Regions from separate parts of the Homo sapiens genome. Here regions 1, 2, 3 and 5 are each linked to region 4. Evidence: chromatin contacts called from ENCODE Hi-C or POLR2A ChIA-PET data. All regions are on one chromosome and are shown on one strand. Each heading gives the region's core, a stretch centred on a gene start or an enhancer-like site at or near the end of the contact. The rest is flanking DNA. Distances are from core to core; before and after follow the strand shown.

Region 1 (4,431 bases), core at 116-2,615, 2.2 Mb after region 4:
CCCAGCTACTTAAATCTTGGGACACACAGTGCTCATGTGACCTGTTCTCTCTATCTACCACATTGACCTTCTCCGTGGTGTGATTATATAGGTCAAATCTGAGGTTTCAGCAAGGGGCTCAGCAAGGAAAAGATGCCCGGGTCAGTAGTATACTTGGAAAGACACAGGGACAAGCCCACCTGGCCATGACCTGTAGCTCATCATTTGGCCTGATGAACAGCTAAGGACTATTTGCATTCCTTGCACAGAGGATTTCTGTGGCTAGAATGGGGGTCACCAATGGGTGGCTGACTGAAGACTTAAGTTCTCATATTTTATGTATTTATATTTAGTATATTTCAAATGTTTGATGTCGTATGCATATGGATATGTTGTCAATATCACCTCTTTCCATTCCTCCCTCCTATCTGTGTTCAGCATGCACATTCTCTACTTTGTTGATGGCCACTATGACTCAGGGGTTACTAATCCACTTAGTTTTACCATGCTCATCATATAAATTCTGCCTATGTCTCACAAGCTACTTGCATCTCCACCCAGTTTCATTTATCCTCTTTCTTTGTTTCACTTTCTTTCTTGAGCAGAACTGAATAATCTTAAGTCATACAGCAAAGGCACATTACAGAGTTCACCACTCTCAGTTGTTGACATGTTGCCTCAGGTCCGGCAAATCTTCCAGGCCTGTTGAAAAATTTCCAGCATTAACAAGAGGCCCACAAAGTTCTGACTGTGGATCATTCTGATATGCATCTATAAGAACAGAGCCCCTGGTTAACAAATGATCTTTTCCAACTGGGTTCCATAGAAAGAACAAGAGCTTTAGAGAAATTACCTTTACTAGAACTACTGAGAAGTTAACAATTGCCAAGGCTGCAGAAAATATGTGAAGAGCTGGCTTTAAAGAAAACTATACTCCAGAAAAACAATTGTACTCATCTGGTGTTGTATTTTCCGCTTTCTTTGGAAATCAGTGATTCCCAACCTTATTCCATAAAGTCCTGGTTTGAAGGGAAGATTCTAAAGAAGGATATGCTTATATGCTATGCAGTTTACTTCCTCTATTTTCTCTCCTCCCTCCCCCACCTTTTTTTTCTTTCATGACATCTTTACTCAACAGCGAAGGCAGAAGAGATTCAATCTGTATCATTCAGTAAGTTAAAAAAGGAAAAACAAGGTGGGCCAAATGTTTGGGAGACTATTGTACCTTCTCACAACAAGTCTGTGGACTTCACCAAGCTCCAAAAGGATGCTTTTTTCTTCTTCTTCTTTTTCCCTTAAGTTGTTTTTAGTTAAGAAAAAAGAGAGAGAGAGAGGGAGAACAGAGAGTGCTTCTGCTCACCCCAGCTGTCAGGTGAAAAACAGAGCTGCTTAGTATTCTGGGGCTGTGGGTTTATGACTCATGTGCACTTCCTTCTGTGAGTTGTCATTTCTCTGAGAGATATTTGGAGTTGTGACAAAATTTAACTCCATATTCTGAGGGGATGTTGACTGGATCTCAGGAGAATTCATTTCTGTAAGTTCCTCGATCTGCTGCAGCAGATCTGCAGTGACATGCAGAGGACTTGGAGACTAACATGACTTAGCAGCAACACACTCTGAGGGTTTACTGGCATGCTGATTGAATGCAGTGAGCAGAGCCACCTGTGTCAGGGTAATCGAAAATTCTCAGACAGCCGGGGATAAACAAATACCCTCGAGTCTCTCTCTTACTTTCTGTACAAAAGGAAGTATTAATAATGAGAGTAAGTGGTTTTGTTAACCCCCCTCCTGAATATTTAATATGTGTCCTAAAAAAATATGAGGTCTGCAATCAGAAGGTGAGGGCGTTAGTCTTAGGTATATAAACTTGGCTGAGTTGCTCAGACCTTCAGCTTCTCAGTTTTTCATTTGTAAAATGGGAAGAATAAAAATATTCTAGCTATTTCCAAGATTGTTGTGAAGACAAAATGAGATAAGTGGAAACATGTTATAAATTGTAATTGTCCTGCACAAATATTTTGAGGTTGTTGTTGTTACATATGTTTACACTTTTAGGAATATATAAACCTTGGAAGATGTAATAATCAAAGTTTCAGCCAGACACCAAGAAACAATTGAAATGACATTTTAGAGTGAGATGCCAGTTCTCCATTTGTACTTTCAAATGAAGTGTGCAAGAGCTTGTTCCATAGCTCTTTCTTCCCCCAACTTTTTATTTTGAGAAATTAAAAACTTATAGAAATGGTGAAAGAATAAACACCCAATACTCTTCACCTACATTTACCAAATTGTGCCACATTTTGCCTTTGTTTTTCCCTCTCTTGTTCTTTGCCATTGTGACATTTCATTCATAAATATTTTCTCCAGTATCTCCTGAGAATAAGGCATTCTTCTATATGACCATAACACAATCATCATACTCAAGAATATTCAAGCCATATTCAAATTTTCTAAAATGTCCTTTATAGGATTTATTTGTTTTGCTTTTTTGGGGGGGGCATGAATCCTGCAGTACATTTAATTGTCATGACTGTTAAATTTTTTTATTTTATTCTATTTTAGATTCGGGGGTACATGTGCAGGTTTGTTACATGGGTATATTACATAATGCTGAGCTTTGGGCTTCTAGTGAACTGATCACCCAAATAGTGAACATTGTACCCAATAGGGAGTTTCTTAAGACTCACCACCCTGCCACCCTCCCCTCTTTTGGAGTCCCCATTGTCTAGTATTTCCATCTTCATGTCCTTGTGTAGCCCTTGTTTAGTTCCCCCTTACAAGTGAGAACATGACGTATTTGATTTTCTGATTCTATTTCACTTAGAATAATAGCCTCCAGCTCCGCCCATGTTGCTGCAAAGGACATGATTTCATTCTTTTTTCTGTCTGCATACTATTCCATAGTATTTTCCACACTGTTTTCCGAGGGCCCAGGAGGGTTGCTGCATCCCATTGCTGGTCCTGTTCAGGTTGATCACTCGATTCAAGTGATGTCTGCCAGGTTTCTCCCCTGTGACAGTACCTCTTTAACTTTATAACTAATAAATAACCTAGAATGTGATTATTTGAGACTATGTGAATAGCCTGTCCCCCACAACCTTGTTTTAGCACCCACCAAGGATCCCTGCCTGTGTCCGCTTTTATAAGGAGGGCTGTGAGACGGTGCTTTCCTGATTCCATCAGCTCCTCTTTCTTTAGGAGTTGGTTTTCTTCTACAAAGAGAAGCTTTCCCTTCTGCTCTTACCCTACTCTCTGTTCAGTGACTCTGGAGCTCCTCACTGGCTTCAAAAGTATAAAAGTTGAGAGAGGGGAGTAAAGGGGGTCTAGTGAGAAGGGCACGTATGAAGAAAACTGTGCTGTGAGCTCCATCCACCCCAGCATGGGAGAAGGCTGCCTCTTCATTGCCACCCTGGTTGGGATGGGGGTTTGAAGGCCATTCAGATGGTTTAAAACATTACCCCCATGACTGGGGAGCATAGTGGCCTAGGAGCTGATGCATGCCTGGAAAATCCAGGGGTAAAGAGGTGGGCTGACTATCTGTCTTGGTGGCACCACTGGGGGAGTGCTGACCTCCTGGGACTGGTAGGGAAGGTAGTTACAAATGTCTCCTGTGTGGGGTCTTCTTGAGTCCTGCCCTTCAGGGCCTCCTGGAGGATGAAGGCTGGAGGACAGGGATTTGAGGGAGAAAATAGAGAAACAGAGAAACCAAACATACCTGACACTCTTGTAGTCTTCTAGCCTAAACAGGTCCCAGCTTGGGCAGAGGAAAAGAGTTTGAGTTTGAAGTTTGATTGAGATTGTTGGAGGATGTGCTTATGACTTAAAATGACTTTAGGTCTCTGTATTACCATAGAATGAGCAGAAAAGATGTGGGACCAGTCTGAGTTTTCATCAAGGCCAAAGGATACTTGCTCTACTGAATGTTAAGGACCAGTAGGAGATTTAAAAAAATTAAGCTGAAGGATTACATTATCATTAGTTATGCTTGTTACACGTTTAAATACCTAAGTTTAAATCTGACTTAAATTACATGCACATGCCAAAAAAATTTAACTCTTAGTTTCAGAAACAAATTTGTTTACTTTATATGAAAATACCATTAAGTCCAATATAACTGGAAGTTTAGGAAAACCTTATGTGCTTAAGATTCGAGTCTCCATAAATTACAGAATAAAGCACTTGGCCCCCTGTATAAAATTCATACATTATACAAAGACATCCCTCATACTCCAGCACTACTTCACCCCACATACCCTCCTTGGGAATCTGAAAACTTTTGAGGTGTCACTTCAACTTTGGGAAGTAATTATTTGTTAATGTTCAAATAGTGGAAAATATTATATGCCACAAAAGCCTCAACCTCTGCAGTTTGGAATTTACCCATCATTTCTAAATGTATCCCCATGTTAAGTTTTATGTATTTGTTTTAAATTCAAAAGGGAAAGCGTGTGT
Region 2 (4,053 bases), core at 892-3,391, 2.2 Mb after region 4:
ATCCTTTACATTTTATACACTTGTATGAAAACAAACGTAATTAGCATTGAAAATGACAGAGAGTTAAAAAAAAAAAAAAGCAATAAAATAAAAAGACCAGCCTGGTCAACATGGCCTGTCTCTACAAAAAAATTAGCTGGGCATGGTAGCCTGCACCTGTAGGCCCAGCTACTTGGGAGGCTGAGGTGGGAGGATCCCTTGAGCCTGGGAAGGTTGAGGCTGCAGTGAACCATAATCATGCCACTGCACTGCAGACTGGGCAAGAACTAGACCTTGTCTCAAAAAATAATAATGACAAAAAGATCATTTCTTTAACTTCCAAAAATAGTACGTGAAGAGCCCAGAACAATTCTCTCCATAAGGAATTACATTTAGCTTCTGAAATGTTAACTTACTTGGTGGGTTTGTTTCTCTGATGAACCTCATATTAAGGCCTGTGTTTAAGTGTTCTAATTCCACCCTCAAAATCTGCTTCTGTAGCCGTGTCAGAATGATCATTGTCTCTACTTCAGTTAGTTAATAATTCTTCCTAGCATCAATGTTCCTTTCCCCCAAAATGTTTATTAATATATATATCTCAAATTAATGCTTATTAAAACCAACACACACAAATGATCTTTAAGAAGACATATAAAAATATAACATGTAGTACGTACTTTCACTTGAAAAACATACTTACTTGTGCTTGAGAACAAATTTCACATTCTTGTATGCAAAGGCTACCAAATATGTGCTTACTAGGGTCATCACACTATACAAAACAGCAGACTGAATAAGATCCATATGCCATATTCGCCAGTATAACCCTGAATTAAAATAAAAGGGGGAAGGGTACAAAAAGAAGCAAAACATTACAACCCCGCAACAAAAGCCTGCGAAATTAATTATAGCTAAGCCTGGTAAAATACCAGGTTATTAGTTATGCAATCCAATAGTATCTGAGGATCTTCAGAAGCGAGATAACCAGTAACAGTATAGTCTCAAGCTTTCCAGTTCAGAACATTTGAAAAACATCACCTTCCTATTACTAGTCCAGATGAGATTTCAACTTCTAAAATGAGAACAAACTCTGGCTCAACGTAATCACAAGTCAGACTTCAAATTTCATTCATCAGGGTACTAGCATGCGAAACACAGGCCATTCCAAAATGCCACGTGCAGCCCCAAACCATAGTTTCCTTGCTGACGTGGCTGTTATCAGAACTCCAAGCAGTGCTATGTCCAATTAGTGAGCCATCATATGGCTTCACATCACGTTAATGGCACGCTGGGTTGTATAAGGACAAAAGAGAAAAATACATTTAGTTTTAAATGCCCAACAACAGTGCAGCAAAAGACAGGAGTTCTGGAAACTTGAGCTCTACTAAAAACGACCTTGTCCAAGTCTGCAGTTTCCCAACCAAGTGAGAATTCTAGAATTGGTCCAGTAGGATTATTAAAAAGTATAAATAAGGTAGATCCCTAACCCCTGGCACTTCAACCTCTCTCTTTTTGCAAAAACCAGGAAAATTATGCAATGGTGTGAAGTAGCTCACGTAAAGATGCACTTATAATTCAGTGGGTCACTTCATGGGTTTCTCACCTAACTAATTTATGCAAAATAAGTAATAAGTTTAAAATTTCGTAACGGCAAGCAACAGTTGTATAGAAAAGGGCAGAGGCAGTATGCTTGAGTTTGTCTGTTTAAATAGAGATTCGGGGCCGCCACCCCAGAACTAGTTAACCACCTTCTCCTGGGGTGGAGCTCGGGAACGTGCGTACTTTTAACAAGTGACCTCCCCGAGTGCTGCACAGGACAATCCCAAGCGACAACACTGTGCCCAAAGAAGAGGCTCCGTGCCTCCCCGAGCTCAGGGGAGCTGGAGAGATTGCCGACCCCCGGCCGGCACCCACGCCTTCCCTGCTCGCCGGGTCCTGCCACGTCCCCGCCCAGCCCGACTAGCCGGCGGCCTGCCTAACCCGCCTCGCTCCCAGCACTCACAGATGGGGATGGCAGACACGATGAACGCGTTTCCGAAGAAGAGCGCGGAGGACTTGGCCGAGAGATTGCGGCTGAAATCCTGCAGGAGCAGGTCCTCCTCAGACTGCTGTTTGGAGCTGCCTTTAGGAGCCATGGCGGAGCTGCAGGCGAGAACAGGGAACGTAGAGCCGGCCGCCAAGGCGGGCAAAGGCCCTTGACTCCGCCCCTGCGGCCGCCGTATCCGCTAACGACCCGTCAGCGCGGCGCGCGGAGGCGGGACCCGGTTTGGCGAAGAGCAAGCGTCCCCAGGATTGGCCAGCTTGGCGCCACTAGATAGGCTTCCGGGCGTGATTGGGCGAGCGGGCCAGACTTCCGGATTCCTGACAAGCCACGTGACCCACCCACCTGGAGGAGAGAGAAGGGATTTGTAGTTTAGTCGGTGCTTTAAAAAAAATTAACAAAACTTTATTGATATTCCACTTCAGAGCTGCTGACAGACTCACGAGTTCTCAGTTCTTCAGAATTCCAAAATTAAAAGCTCTTCTGGCCCCACGCCATTAGTGCCCTCTGTGCGTACCCAGGACTGAGTACGTTGAAGAAGAAAGAAGAGAAAGGTATAGCTAACTCATGTAAAATCCCTTCTCCTTTACACATCCTTTATTTCATTAAATACCTTGAAGAATCTTATGACGTGCGCATCATTACCGCCATTGCAGCTGAAGAGCCTGAGGGTCGTAGACCTGCGGTGTGGGTCTCCAAGGCGTGGGCTCTTTTCACTAAACAATAGGCCACCTCTGTAGGAAGAAGAAAATGGGACTCTTGCTTTTAAGAAACTCATGATCTCATTGATGAAGGCAATATTTAATATATGTCTGATACAAGTTACTACTATTTTATTTTATTTCAACTAGACCTATAGAGTTTTGTGGCTTCCAAAGCCATGCTAAATAAAACATAATACTAAGAACAGGTTGGCTAGGCAAGACTCCCTCTCTGAAGCTCAGAAGGATTAAGTATGTCTATTAAAACAGCTAGATTCCATTTTTAACTCAACACATTATCATTTTTTCTTCAAAAAAAAATTCAACCACATCACTCCCAGCAAATGCTACTTTTGATTACTGAGAACACTCTAGTGCATTAGGCACAATTTCCTCAACCTCCAGCCTCCTTATTAACCGTTTGGTAGATATCTTTCTTCCTCACAGTATCCAAATTGTAATCTACCTCCACAGCTTCCTATTACTAGTCCTAATTGGGCTTTTGTCTTCAATCTTTTCCAGTCTATTCTCTATACAGGTACCAGAGTGAGTTTTCCTGAAATATAAATCCTTCCATTATCTACCGCAAGTGTTCCTTAATGCCAGAAGTTTTCATTAATTCACCACAAAATGAAAAAGAAAAAAAGACCATCTAGTGAATTTTTCAGAAAATCAAAAGTATTCATTTAAAAATATCTGGGTTTATGTCTTTTTTGATGTTAAAAATGCTCTTTATTTTATTACATGGTAGTGATAGAAGAAGAAATTATTATTTTCTCTTACACATACTCCTCCCCCAGTTTTTCCTATCTCACTAAGTTGCATTCTTTTAAACTCATTTGTTGTTCTGGTTAAAATAGTGGGTTTCAACACTAATTATTTTTTTCCTTCTCCATCTATGACCAATTCATAAATAAAACTTTTTGGATCTGTCTCTATAACTAGATTTTCTTCTGCCTATTTATAAACAAACTAAGGATATAAAAAGAAGATAAAAGATAAAAATCAGAGGCTGGGTGCGGTGGCTTATGCCTGTAATCCCAGCACTTTGGGAGACCAAGGTGGGTGGATCACAAGGTCAAGAGACCGAGACCATCCTGGCCAACATGGTGAAACCTCGCTTTTACTAAAAATACAAAAATTAGCCAGGCATGGTGGCGCACGCCTGTAGTCCCCAGCTACTCAGGAGGCTGAGGCAGGAGAATCACTTAAACCCGGGAGGCAGAGGTTGCAGTGAGTCAAGATCGCGCCACTACACTCCAACTCCAGCCTGGCAACAGAGCAAGACTCCATCAAAAAAAAAAAAAAAAAAAAATCAGAAAACTAAAAGAT
Region 3 (3,782 bases), core at 288-2,787, 2.5 Mb after region 4:
GCTTGCCCACACAGCTAATACTTGCGTTTTCTGTGTCTAATTAGAAGTTTCCGCTGGGTATTATTGTTGAGTTGGTATAAGATGTTCAAGACCATGAAAAGATGAATGTAACAGCTTCCTCATGGACTGATTTTTTTTTCAGTTCATCTGTCCTTTTAAGTAATCTGGCTGTTTGTACCCTGACTTTAACTGAATTCACAATTATTCCTCTTGCCAAACCATGCTTCCAGACTTGACTGTATAAATTAAATTTCATGCACGCATATGTGAGCCGTGTGTACTGCCTGTTAAACTAAGTAATATAAACAAATTGAAGGCACATTTGAATGACCTTTGAATTCCGTGTTAGAGTAGTTTTTAAACAGTTATCTACTGGGCAAAGTGTAAGAGACAACCATTTACAGAGGTTATTTTCAGTGTGCTTCTTGAAAACCCATTTGCTCATAGAATTCAGCCTCCTAATCATGCAAGTTGCATTTTGTATGGTTTTCTTCTCTGGCTCCCCACCCTCTTAGAATAGTTCTGACGCCCCCACCGGCGACCACCTGGAAGGGGCTGATCCACCCCCACCTCCCTCTGCGAAGCGCGGAGCGGCTGCGGCCACCCGGCCAGAGCCAGCGCTGAGCTGCGCTGCGCTGCGTGACTGGCTGCATTTCTCAGCCCCGACGGCTGTGGTTACTCAAACTGATCTCATCGCAGGTCGTCACGACACGCGCTTCCCCTCGCCTGCACGCGGCGTGGCGTGAGAGGGGCCCTGGCAGCCGGCGCGCCCACCCCTGATCCTTCGAGGCCCACGATGAAGCCCATCCTACTTGCAATAACGGCCCCGTTCTCATTCTTCAAAAGACGGCTCCCAGACGTCAACAAAGAATCTAACCTACACAGCGCCGGCCCTCGCTCCTTTCAGCCTCAGCGAGCGCTGCCCTTCATTACCCCCCAGCGCACTTCTGGACACTGCGCCGGGTCGCCGGGGTCAGCCGCCCGGCCACGAAAGTCGCCCCCAGCGTGCCCCAGGCGTCAGTGCACGCCGGGCTCCCGGCTCCAGGCAGGCGGGGTGAGGCAGCTCCGCGAAGGCCACTCGCTGGCGACCCCTTCCCGGGTCTCCTAGCCCTGGCCGGGCTGCCCCCGCGCCCGCCCCCGCCCTCGAAATCCAGGCAGTGCGGGAGGCCGCCTTGCTGCTCTCTCCGCCCGCACAGGGCCGCCCGACGGAGCGGGCAGGGAGCAGGCGCCAAGGAGGCCGAGAGGGGCCCAGGGGCGAGGTCGACTCTCAGCCCGCTGTCCCCTTATCCCACGTTTCGCAGCCTGAGGTGTTTGTTGTATATCGGGAACTGACACTTTTCGGCGTTAAAATGAGGGCGTCACCTGCTCGAACTAAAGTCGGTGGAGGGCGTCTGGAGCCGGGCGGAATCTGGGATGCCTCGCCGGATTACGCGGCGGGGTCGGCACGCGAGGCAGGCTCCGGGCGCACCAGGAAGCCCGAGCGTGCACTAAAGCGGCGGAAGCAGGCAGCGGGGGCGGGGCCGGCGGGCTGCAGGCACGCAGGCGGCGCGGCGGCCTGGGGTTGCGTGACCTGCCGGGCTGCGGTCGCACGCACTTCGTGCTTCAGGCGGCCGTCGCCGGGCGGGAGGTGCAGGTGCTGGAGGGCGGCGCCCGGCTTCTACTTTCAAAACACCGCCGGGGAGGGCAGTCACGCTATATTTCTGGGACAGGGAGTGAGTTCACCGGGGGAGGACACAGCGTCCCCTTGTTATCACAACGTGGGTAACATTCGGTAATAAAACGCGCTCGGACAGGATGTATTAAACGAATTGGGAACCGGAGCTGCTCTTTCCATAAGCAATCAAGCTGGGGAAACTTTACAAGGAAAGCTTTAAATTGCGATGCATGGCGCAGGAGTGTGGTTCGTGTGACATGCTTACAGAGAAAGGAACCAGAGCAAGGACGGTGGCTTTGGGACGAAATTTCTGTCCGCTCTGCACAAAGACTAATTACAGAGTCGTGATTTGGGGCATGCTCTCATTCCTCCCGGAAGCTTTCTTTGCAGTGTTTTATTTTAAAATCAGAGGTGGTTGATCTCCCTGGCATACGAACATGAGAGACCTCATTTATATGGTGACTCAAAAGCCCCAAGGACATAAAAAAGGTGCCACGTTTTAAGACACCAGAATCTAAGTTCCTTCTCAAGATCATGTGAGCAAAAAGTGTTTTGCCCGCACAGATATCTATTTACATAATTAAAATGTTTGTAGATTTGCAGATAAATCAAGTTTAGAGGACAAAACAAAAAATGTTACCACGATAGTTTTTAACACAAGAGCACCCCAGTCAACTGAAAGCTTGGGAAATTCCACATTAGTTTATTTTCTATGTACTTAAACTTTGATTTGGTGAATCTATGCTCTCTTATTTCCCTATTATGACTCTTAGGCCTATAGTGCCTAGTTACACACACATTTGTTTTTGTGATACATGTAACATTATAGGAAAGGGGGGATTCTCTAGGGTTAGAATAGACACAATAAACTCCTAGGAAGCTTTCTCAAAAATACATATTCTCATCTCAGCTTACCATATGTGGGAAAAGGCAGCAAGATTCACTGTTTAATTTTAAAATGTTCTACCAGCTGACTGATTCTCACGTGGGATTTTTTTTTTTTTTCCTGGTCTGCCCAGCACGCTTAATTTCTTCTGGGACAGAACTGCCTACCCTTCCTGCCTGGATTGTGCTTCTGCCTTTACTCTTCTAGAATGTAGTTAGAAAGGGAGGTGTCATTGTGTGTGGCCTTGCCTACTTGGTCCCCACACTTGGTCGAGAGGCATATACCTGACTCAAGGTAAGCCAATGACAAACAGCACTTGACTCCTCCTGGCCTTAGTAATTTGGTTAAAGAGATTGCATATCATCCAAGTTGTGCCAAAGAAAGTCATTTCCTGGCAATTTTCTAACAGGAGGGTGGGCATAGATGCCTTCTCCCCAGTTCCTTTTGGTGACAAAATTGGACCGTCAGCCACCACTGCTCTGCCATGTGCAGAGACTGCCAACAATAAAAGAAAATGGAACCAACTTTCATTAAGTGGTAGATTCTAAGGGCTGAGCCTTTTTATGGCTTTTGCAAATTCCACATTGCATATCTGAGGTTCTCAAAGCAATACTGGCTCCTGCTTTCCTGAAACTTGATTGTTTACCTCTTCTGATTCTATGAGAAGAGATATGTATTTATAGAAATAATAAAATATACATTTAGAATGCTGTTTAGAATATTACGGTTTTTTTTTTTTGTAGTTATAACACAATTTTTAACTTGCTTTTTGTCACAGAACAATCTATTGGGACATTCAACCACATCAGCAAAGAACCACATCATCATTTCTAACAGCTGCACACTGTTGTTCGAGTAAATCAATGTATTTCACATTTTAGTATTTCCTGTTTTAAAACATTATAAGACTGTGGTGAACACTGAATATATGTGCTAATAAGAAAGAATTTTCCTAAAGCTTCCAGCAAACGTCTCTTGGAACTTCTAGTCATAATTGGATCATAGACGCATTCCTGATTTAATCACTGGTAAAGGGGAAGGTGCTAACAGAATTGATCTAATCTGAACTCACTTCTGGACTTGGGCTGATTCATGCATGCTTGGGGGTAGGACAGGGGGAGGGCAGTACAGAGGTCTGAATTCCTGAACAAAAGGAAGAAGGAGGATCATGTGTCAACTGTAATAGTTTTGAACATTTTAAGGGGTTTAAAACATAATAAATGTTCTAATTTTTCACCCCAA
Region 4 (3,843 bases), core at 347-2,846:
CAACGAAAAAGTTAATTTGGGGCTGTAAAAGAAATGGATTTGTTTTTTAAAGAAAAGTTTAAATTATGAAGATAAATGGATAAGGCCCCCAAAACACCTGAATGAACATGACATGGTTAAAAGAAATAAAAAGAAATGGAACGGTTTAAAAATAGTAGTCTAGGCCTGGCGTGGTGGCTCACGCCTGTAATCCCAGCACTTTGGGAGGCCGAGTTGGGTGGATCACCTGAGGTCAGGAGTTCGAGACCAACCTGGCCAACATGGTGAAACCCCGTCTCTACTAAAAATACAAAAATTAGCCGGAGGTGGTGGCGGACGCCTGTAATCCCAGCTACTCGGGAGGCTGAAGCAGGAGAATCGCTTGAACTTGGGAGGCGGAGGTTGCAGTGAGCTAAGATCGTGCCACTGCACTCCAGCCTGGGCGACAGAGTGAGACCCTGTCTTAAAAAAAAAAAAAGTTGCCTAAATGATGATCTAATTACACTCTATAATACATTTTATAAGGTGCTTTTAAAAAGTCACCAAAGGCCTATACTAAGAAAGTTCCTGCTTAATGATAAAAATTATTTTTTATTAGAATTTTATTTACTAGTCACTCGGAGAACTTTGTTTCCCTTACTACAGATCTTTAAGACACAAATCAACCTGACAATCACCTGAAGAGAGGAGAGTAAGCCAAATCATCTCTGGAGATTCCTTTCATTTTCCTTTTCAAAGAGAATCTGCTCATCAATAGAAATTTCTCCACCCCAACATAAAAAACAAAAACCTAGGTTTGCAGATAATTTTAACACTAATAATAAAAGCTGGACTATTTTTCTGAATGATCCACATCCAAAACAGTGTCTGCCTGCTTTTGTTCCGCGCAAACCTATCTCAAATGTAGAAAGGTCGCTATGTGCTTCTTCACCAGGCAAAGACCTTAAAGTGACAATTATTATTCTAAGGGAAAGGACGGCCAGAGATACGACAACGACACTCCTAATAAAGTTAATTTCGGTTGGAACGTGAACTTAACATTTGCTTTGTCACAGTTCTCAAGTCCTTTAAGCAAAGTATATATTCAGCCTGCATAAATCCTGCCTGTTTTTGGTCAGATGAGCATGGCTAATGTTACGCAGTACACCCGCTACGGGGAGCGCCAGCATAATATATTTGCGCCTCATTTACATTTCACAAAACACGTGCATCACTTAAGAAACAAAACCAAGAAAAAGGGGGCAGCGGGAGAGAGAAGAAAACCTGTGCTGCCTCATCCTCTCCACTACTGAATCCGAGATTACCTCTTGCCTCTCCGCTTCCTTGTTCTTCTGCCCCTGTTTTTTCGCGTACCACATGCCGATTTCGCGGCCTTTCAGGTGCCCGGGATGCCGGCCCCTGCCGCCTCGACCACCCCCTCCGCCGCCGCCGCCTCCTCCGGAGCCTCGGTTACCTCCATGACCCCCTGCTGGCCCCCCTCCATAGCCCCCACCGGAGCTGCGGGGACCCCCATCACGGCCCCAGTTCTGATGGTAGTCATAACTCATTGTCCTGGCAGACTACAACCCGTCAGAACCAGCAACCGCTGGAAATGGCGTCCGGGCCCGGAAGCCACTGTGCGCCCACTTCCGTTTTGCTTCCGTAGCACCGCACAAGAGGGCGGGCCATTTAGCGTCACAAGCAGTGGTTTCTGGTGACGTCACGGGAGGACGACCCCGGTGGTCTGGAGGGTGGCAGGGATCAGGTTCTGTCTGAGCCCCCGAGTTGTTTATCTTTGTACCTCTGGAGCAACAGCCAGCCAAAGGCTCGTAGATTTTCTTTCCCTAGGCCCAGCAAGTGAGCCAATAGCTTTTGGTTTTTACTTTCTTATTCCTGGTAAATCCGCAGTTTTTTTGCACTTAGGTCCTAGGGTAGTAAACGTTGATTGAAACAAAAGAACCCTTGGATCAATTCGCCGTCTTCTAAAGAAAAGTCTCTAAAAAATGAGTTCTTCTAGTCTTGAAAACAGCCTGACAACTATTCAAATATGTAATTTAAAATCCCCTTACCTCCTTGAAAGTGTTGTCACTATTTAGTACGTTTATCCAATAGTGTTAAGATGAGCGTGTCTACCCAAATTCGGTGCAGAGCTCTTAGGCAATGTAAATAAACTACTTTGAAGATTCATGTGTTCATATGAAGCCACATACTGTTTATTAACCAGCACACTGAGTGTTTTGTACAAGCTGTTCTTGAATAATCAAGTAATTGGGCCACACAGGCTTGGATGTACACCAGGAGATATCCAGCTCATGTTACAGTTAACTGATGTAAAGGTGCTGGGAATACTCACTGAACAAAGCAAGTATGGCATGAGCTTTTATTTGCCTACAGTCTTAAGGGAAAGACAAAGGCTATCTTTGTGCAGTGAATTAAGAAAGGGAAATGCTGTATGCCAGGAAGGGGTCTACAATACACCATTGTGGCCTAAAAATTATTTTGAGCAAAGACATTTGAGTTTCTGAAATCTACCTGTCTAAATGCAGAACCACACGGAGGAATTCAAATCAAGCTCCTCCCTGGGAGGGAAACCCAGGAAGACTGACTCTTATCACTGGAGGTTAGAAGCTGGCAACACACTTGAATAGACATTGTCACAAAGCTATCATATCTGGCATCTGTTTTAAGGTGTCATTTATTTTTACTAAAAGTCATTTGTTTTTTCCATACGTGCTGTTTTCCCCTTTCCTTCCCTTTATAAGATGGTAGATAAGTCAGAACTCTACCTCCCTGAATCACCTTTTTCTGTGAACTCTATTATGTATGTGGTTAAGTCTGTCTTTTCTTTTGCTAATCTGTTTTGTCACTTTAAGTCTGGGGCCTGCAAACACTGAATCTAAGAAAGTAGACAAAAAGTATTTCCTCCCTAAGAGCCAAGAGATACTACAGCAAAAGAATTTAATTTTGGAGTTAGGTGAGTTATGCAACAACTTTTGAGATAAGTAGACTTTTGCCAGACTAATGGGCAGAAGAAAAGTATGGCAGGTGAAAGGAACAATGTGTAAAGACAGATAATGATGTGAGACATCGGAGAACTTAAAACAACTACCCTGAATCTTAAAGCCTGATGGGGAAGGCCAAAGAGGTAGATAGGGGTCTGATTATGGAAAACTTATGTGCCACTTAAAGAACAGTGATATGTTTATGCAGAGCAGTGGTTATTTTGACTGCTTCAATTGGAAATAAATAGCGGAGACAAGAGTGGATACAGGGAAACTAGTTAATGTGATGTAGGGGAGGCAAAATGGGATGACAGGGCATTACATGTGGAAAGAATTGGAATCAGGAGACATTAGAAGATAAAATTACTTAAATTTGATGATTCATTGAATGTGGAGAATTGGAAGGGTTAAACGACTCCAAGTTTAAGATTTGAATTATTAACCCATGGGGAGGCACATTGTATCCTGAGATGAGAAACACAGGACAAGGAACATTTTGGGGGTGAGGGGCAGGGCAAGTTAATGTGTTTTATTTTTACATGTGGACTTTGAGGAACTTATGAAACATACAAATGGAGTATCTAGAAAGCAGGCTGTAAGAGTTAAAAGCACAGAGGCCAGGTGTGGTGGCTCACACCTGTGATCCCAGTACTTTGGGAGGCCAAGGTGGGCAGATAACTTGAGGCCAGGAGTTTGAGACCAGCCTGGCCAACATGGTGAAACCGTCTCTACTAAAAATACAAAAATTAGCTGTGCATGGTGGTGCATGCCTGTAATCCCAGCTACTCAGGAGGCTGAGGCAGGAGAATCACTTGAACCCAGGAGATGGAGGTTGCAGTGAGCCAAGATTGTCCCATTGCACTCCAGCCTGGGCAACAGAGCT
Region 5 (4,103 bases), core at 634-3,133, 2.4 Mb after region 4:
TGACGCTGAGCTTGGCCATGAGACTTGCTTTGGCCAGTGACACATTAGTAAGCATGATAAAAGTAAAGGCTTGCACATTGAGGCTTGTCTTTTTGGAATGTCCCCTCTTGCAATCCTAAGATTATGATGCTGTGAGGAAGCCTAAATTAGCCATATGGAGAAGCCATGTAGAGAAAAACCAAGGTATGTAGCTAACAGCCTTCTTTCTGTTCCAGCATCCTTAGCTCGTGGCTTCCATGTCCATATTTTCCACATCATGTTCACTTCATTTTTGTCATGAAACTCCATCTCCATCCTTAAGTCCCAAGACTTATGACCCTAGTTAAGCCATTCCAGCCAGGCCCCAGTATGCCCACGCTAATTGAAGCCCCAGACATCATGGAGCAGAAATGAGCCACCTGTACTATGCCCTGACTGAATTCCTGTGCCAGAGAATTCAGAATCATGAGTAAATAAAAGAGCCATTGTTTTAAGTCATTATATTTTGGGGGTGGTTTGAACACAGCAATAAATAACTGAAATACTACTAAAAGCATAAAGAATGTATAACAACCTAATTGTTACAAGGGAGTGGAATTAATAATCTACAAGAAGGCACAAAAGGACAGAAAAGAAACAGAACAAATGAGAAAAATAGAAAGCCAACAGTAATATGGTAAACTCAAATATTAGCTTCTAGGCAATTCTATGTATGAGTAGACACTGACCAAGATCTTGTCTCAATAAGATTTTAAATGTAAAGATTTTCATCTTTTACCTATTGTCCTCTGAATTCCGCCCATATCATTCTCACCTTAGTTTAATGGCCCTGCCTTGATGCAATTTGAAATAAGCTGCTAAGGAGATAACACCCTTAATCTATTCATTGCTGGTGCGCTTACCCAGTCTGGTTTAGAACCGTTTAACAAAGGCTTAGAATCATAATGTCTATGATTATTACCTCTTAGCTCCTAGTTTTACTGACTTCCATGTCTGGAATTACCAGCACTTCTTTTTCGTACATATGGATTATATGAACTAAATGTATTGTTTCTTCCCTCACTACTGAAAATCTATTCAATATATGGAGTTACAATTCAAAGTATTTTACAACCCAGAAAATATGGCCATTCCGTATGTGGTGTGTATTTCAGAGGTGCTCTGCAAGCTCCATGAGGACAGGCGTGAAGTTCAGGCTACATGCCTGGTACGTAATAGACGCTCTGACAGACATTTGCTGAATGAATAAGTTAGTCACTACGGCGTTTGTGGGCTTTAAAACACAAGTAAATGCGCTTCTATCGCCAAAACCTCACAGCTTCCCTTCTGCAAGGTGGCGTACAAGGCCCACGAAATAGTCGGCCGCCGCAGGTGCGCAGCCTGTCCAGCCTGTCCGGCTCGGGGCAGGCGACCTCGTCTGGTGGCAGTGGGGGAGGCAGCCGTTTGCTTCCTCACAGGGTGTGCCGGAATCAGAGGCTGGAGGCGTCTGGGGAGTAGGCAAATAAACAAAGCCAACCGCACCGAAACGGGTCGTTCCGTTTCACATCCTCCCTCGGGTGTCTGGGTCTTCTCGGAACAAAGTGACCCTCCATCTGTCCGCAGGCAGGTGGAGCCCGTCCCACGCGGCACGCGCCTTCCTTCCTCACAGCCGCGTGTAGACGCGGACCCTCAGGGACACTGCGGACGCGAGAAAGGACACGCCCCCTCGCGGGAGCATAAGTCCACCGCACAGAACTCGCGCGCCTCCCCTCGAACGAACGCGCACGCGCGCGCAGGGGGCGGGTCTTCTTCCCGACACCCACTGAGCGCCCGGCCTCCTCACCCCACCCCACCGAACTCCGGCCGCCCAGGCTCCGCCTCCGCGACGGGCCGTCGGGAGGAGGCGACCGGAAGCCACTTAAAGCAGAGATCGAGGTGACAGGCGAGCTGGCTGGACTCGGAGCGCGGTCGAGGCTTTCTGCGTTCGCGGCGGCGGAATGGCCCGTGCGCGGCTCGCCGCGTCGCGGCTCTGTGGTCCCTAGACGTCGGCTCCCGCCCTCGGCGCTGATCTCCGGCGCGGGCACTGCTTTCCACTCGGCTCCTGTCGTCCGTTCTCTCAGGCTCCCGTTCAGGTAAAGGGCTCCGGGAGGGCACTGAGGGGCTGAAGAACCCTAGCGGGGAGTGCGAGCGCCGGCCTCGCGGCTCCGGCCCCGGCCCCGGCCCCGCGCCGGCAGTGTGCGGGGCTCTCGCGGATCGGGGTGATTGATTTTGAGACTGCCCTTTGTACCGAATTCACTCGGGTCCCGTCAGCATGAAGATGGAATTGGTTTACACTTCTTAGGCACTTAGAGCCTGTGGCAGGTGTATACATCAGACCGAGGCGCCGAAGGATTTAGTTGGGGTCGCAGGCGCCTGCCCCTTCCCCGTTCGTCAGGGTGGGGGCGCGTCTATGCGGCCTCCCCCGCGGGCCGACCCCGGGTGCTCTGAGGCGCCTAGGAGCCCTTCCCAGACCCCGGGGGGGAGGGCACGGCAGCTACGGGAGCCTTCCGGCTACCCCGCGTTTCGGGCTGCAGCCCAGAAGTTTGGAAGATGTTTTCACATTAACTTTGAGAGCGCACAAGTCTTCGTCTTCCTCCCCGCCGCCGCGGGAAGCGCTCGCCGCCTTTCCCCCGCGCTTCGCGGCTCAGTTCTGCGAGCCCCCAAGACCCGTTGGACGCTCCTCGGGAGGTGAGCTGAGGGGGTAAAGAAGAATTAGAGAGAGAAGGCGCCGCGAGTAGTCTCTGGGATGCAGGGAGGCCGGGGCGGGTCGTTGGTCCGAAGGAGGCTGGACAGGAGTTGGGGGGCGCCCAGGCGCCTGCTGAGGGGAAGGCGGGGGCGGGGACGCCCGGGAACACCCGGAATTGCAGAGCCGGGCGGCGCCTCAGCTGCACTGCGCGGAGTTGGCGCGGCCCGGGACCAGGAGCTGAGCAAACCGCCGCGGCCAACAGGAGGCGTCACTCGGACCCGGGCTCGGCGCCGGGGTGTCGCGCGGCGGCGGGCGGGCAGGCTTTGGAGCGGCAGTTTTTTCGGAAAGTGCTTTTGGCCGGGAGTGCCGCAGAACCCCAGCGTCACGAGGTGAGGGGTGTCGCGGTGTGTCGCCTGCCGCTGGAGACCGGAGGATGTGTTCTTCTCATCTTTATTTTTCTGTTATGAAAACTAATTGAGGAGCTAGGTTCTAGTGGCTTTCCCCCTCCAGCCACTTCTCCAGTTCTCTGCTTCTTCCTCCCAGTTTTGTTTCCGAGTTTGATGAAAGGGCAATAATAGGAAAAGTTGCGCGCGCGCGCTTGCGTGTGTACGCGCAGACACACATATAAATAAAATCGATTTAGTGTCTATTTTACCTTGATTGGGTTTGATAGGAGTGGTTAGAGAGTGTGCGCGTGGGGAAAGCACAGGCCGGTTTGGTATGGTGGAGAGGGAATACCACAATCTGTGCCAATTGTGCCTTGAGGCAATAACACCAAATGATGAATAATAACGCCTGGCTTGGCTCCTTTCCAGTTGATTTATGTCTCATGTCAGATCCCTCCTTCTTCGTGAAGCTTTCCCTAACAATGCCAGCTTACAGTGAACTCTCCTTTTTCTGCCTTTTCCTTTTGTACTTATCATGTAAATTTAATACTTCGTTATAAACTGCTTTGTATTTTACTTTTCTGAATTTGATGGACTTCTTACACATAGATTTATGACTCTCCAATTAAATTTTTAATATTCACTTTTGGGGACACTCAGTTTTACCTTTTGTTGTTGACCCACAAACAACAAAGAACTAAGCATTTAATATGTGCTTTTCTTAACTAATTCAGCCAACAAAATATATATGGAACACCAGCTGTGTGCATTGTGGTAGCTAGGCACTTTATTGGGCACCTAGGATGCATATTTGATTAAGTCATGGGACCTTGCGTCACAGATCTCTTTCAGTTTATTGGACAAGAGAGAAGAGGATTAATTGCTCATCACCATTCCTTTCTCACCTGGCACAATCTCAGTAAATGTTTTCAAATTTCAGTTTTTTTCAAGGGGTCTGATTCTTGGAAGAAAGGACTTTTTCGTCTCTTTCAGTAGTTGATTAGGAATCTGAAATTTGGTGTGTGTTTTATATT

Evidence for each region. A loop is a pair of places that touch in the nucleus more often than their neighbours do. ChIA-PET counts read pairs that join two places held with the same protein, here RNA polymerase II (POLR2A). Pooled maps may share reads with other maps.
Region 1: a pooled map shows a loop between it and region 4 (15-fold over the local background). The contact joins the enhancer-like site here to the promoter of DHX36 in region 4. A Hi-C loop is called at or near these places in 2 of 37 single-sample maps with no recorded cell type and 7 of 50 pooled maps.
Region 2: a map of CD8-positive, alpha-beta T cell shows a loop between it and region 4 (8-fold over the local background). The contact joins the promoter of SSR3 here to the promoter of DHX36 in region 4. A Hi-C loop is called at or near these places in 2 of 168 maps with a recorded cell type or tissue (CD8-positive, alpha-beta T cell and naive thymus-derived CD4-positive, alpha-beta T cell) and 11 of 50 pooled maps. POLR2A ChIA-PET finds 5 or more read pairs at or near these places in 1 of 52 experiments (CD4-positive, alpha-beta T cell).
Region 3: a pooled map shows a loop between it and region 4 (7-fold over the local background). The contact joins the promoter of LINC00886 here to the promoter of DHX36 in region 4. A Hi-C loop is called at or near these places in 2 of 168 maps with a recorded cell type or tissue (CD8-positive, alpha-beta T cell and naive thymus-derived CD4-positive, alpha-beta T cell), 1 of 37 single-sample maps with no recorded cell type and 12 of 50 pooled maps.
Region 5: a loop to region 4 is called in a map of CD8-positive, alpha-beta T cell, with 13 times the contacts of the local background. The contact joins the promoter of TIPARP here to the promoter of DHX36 in region 4. A Hi-C loop is called at or near these places in 5 of 168 maps with a recorded cell type or tissue (B cell, CD8-positive, alpha-beta T cell, naive thymus-derived CD4-positive, alpha-beta T cell and 1 more) and 14 of 50 pooled maps. POLR2A ChIA-PET finds 5 or more read pairs at or near these places in 1 of 52 experiments (naive thymus-derived CD8-positive, alpha-beta T cell).

The regions. Positions count from the first base shown.
Region 1 is chr3:156,483,071-156,487,501 of GRCh38, forward strand. All of the region lies in intron 8 of KCNAB1 (potassium voltage-gated channel subfamily A regulatory beta subunit 1), which reads left to right. Among named protein-coding and RNA genes, the nearest start is that of KCNAB1-AS1, 38 kb to the left of the region's middle. RefSeq lists enhancers at 1-1,191, 425-684, 715-804. Within about 2 kb of position 1,366, at least 16 of the 41 ENCODE cell types and tissues checked have a DNase peak (open chromatin) inside an H3K27ac peak, as active enhancers do.
Region 2 is chr3:156,552,976-156,557,028 of GRCh38, forward strand. SSR3 (signal sequence receptor subunit 3) reads right to left here and starts at 2,142. Exons shown (of 5, transcript NM_007107.5): 1 at 1,982-2,142; 2 at 680-806. The coding sequence starts at 2,114. RefSeq lists an enhancer at 2,001-2,080.
Region 3 is chr3:156,815,525-156,819,306 of GRCh38, forward strand. It overlaps LINC00886 (long intergenic non-protein coding RNA 886), which reads right to left and starts at 1,538. Exons shown (of 3, transcript NR_038387.1): 1 at 1,363-1,538. RefSeq lists silencers at 992-1,321, 1,342-1,551 and an enhancer at 1,436-2,635.
Region 4 is chr3:154,322,891-154,326,733 of GRCh38, forward strand. DHX36 (DEAH-box helicase 36) reads right to left here and starts at 1,597. Exons shown (of 25, transcript NM_020865.3): 1 at 1,284-1,597. The coding sequence starts at 1,526. RefSeq lists an enhancer at 1,490-1,784.
Region 5 is chr3:156,672,707-156,676,809 of GRCh38, forward strand. TIPARP (TCDD inducible poly(ADP-ribose) polymerase) reads left to right here and starts at 1,884. Exons shown (of 6, transcript NM_015508.5): 1 at 1,884-2,090. TIPARP-AS1 (TIPARP antisense RNA 1) reads right to left here and starts at 3,007. Exons shown (of 1, transcript NR_027954.1): 1 at 465-3,007. RefSeq lists an enhancer at 1,380-1,679 and silencers at 2,090-2,139, 2,170-2,239, 2,610-2,969.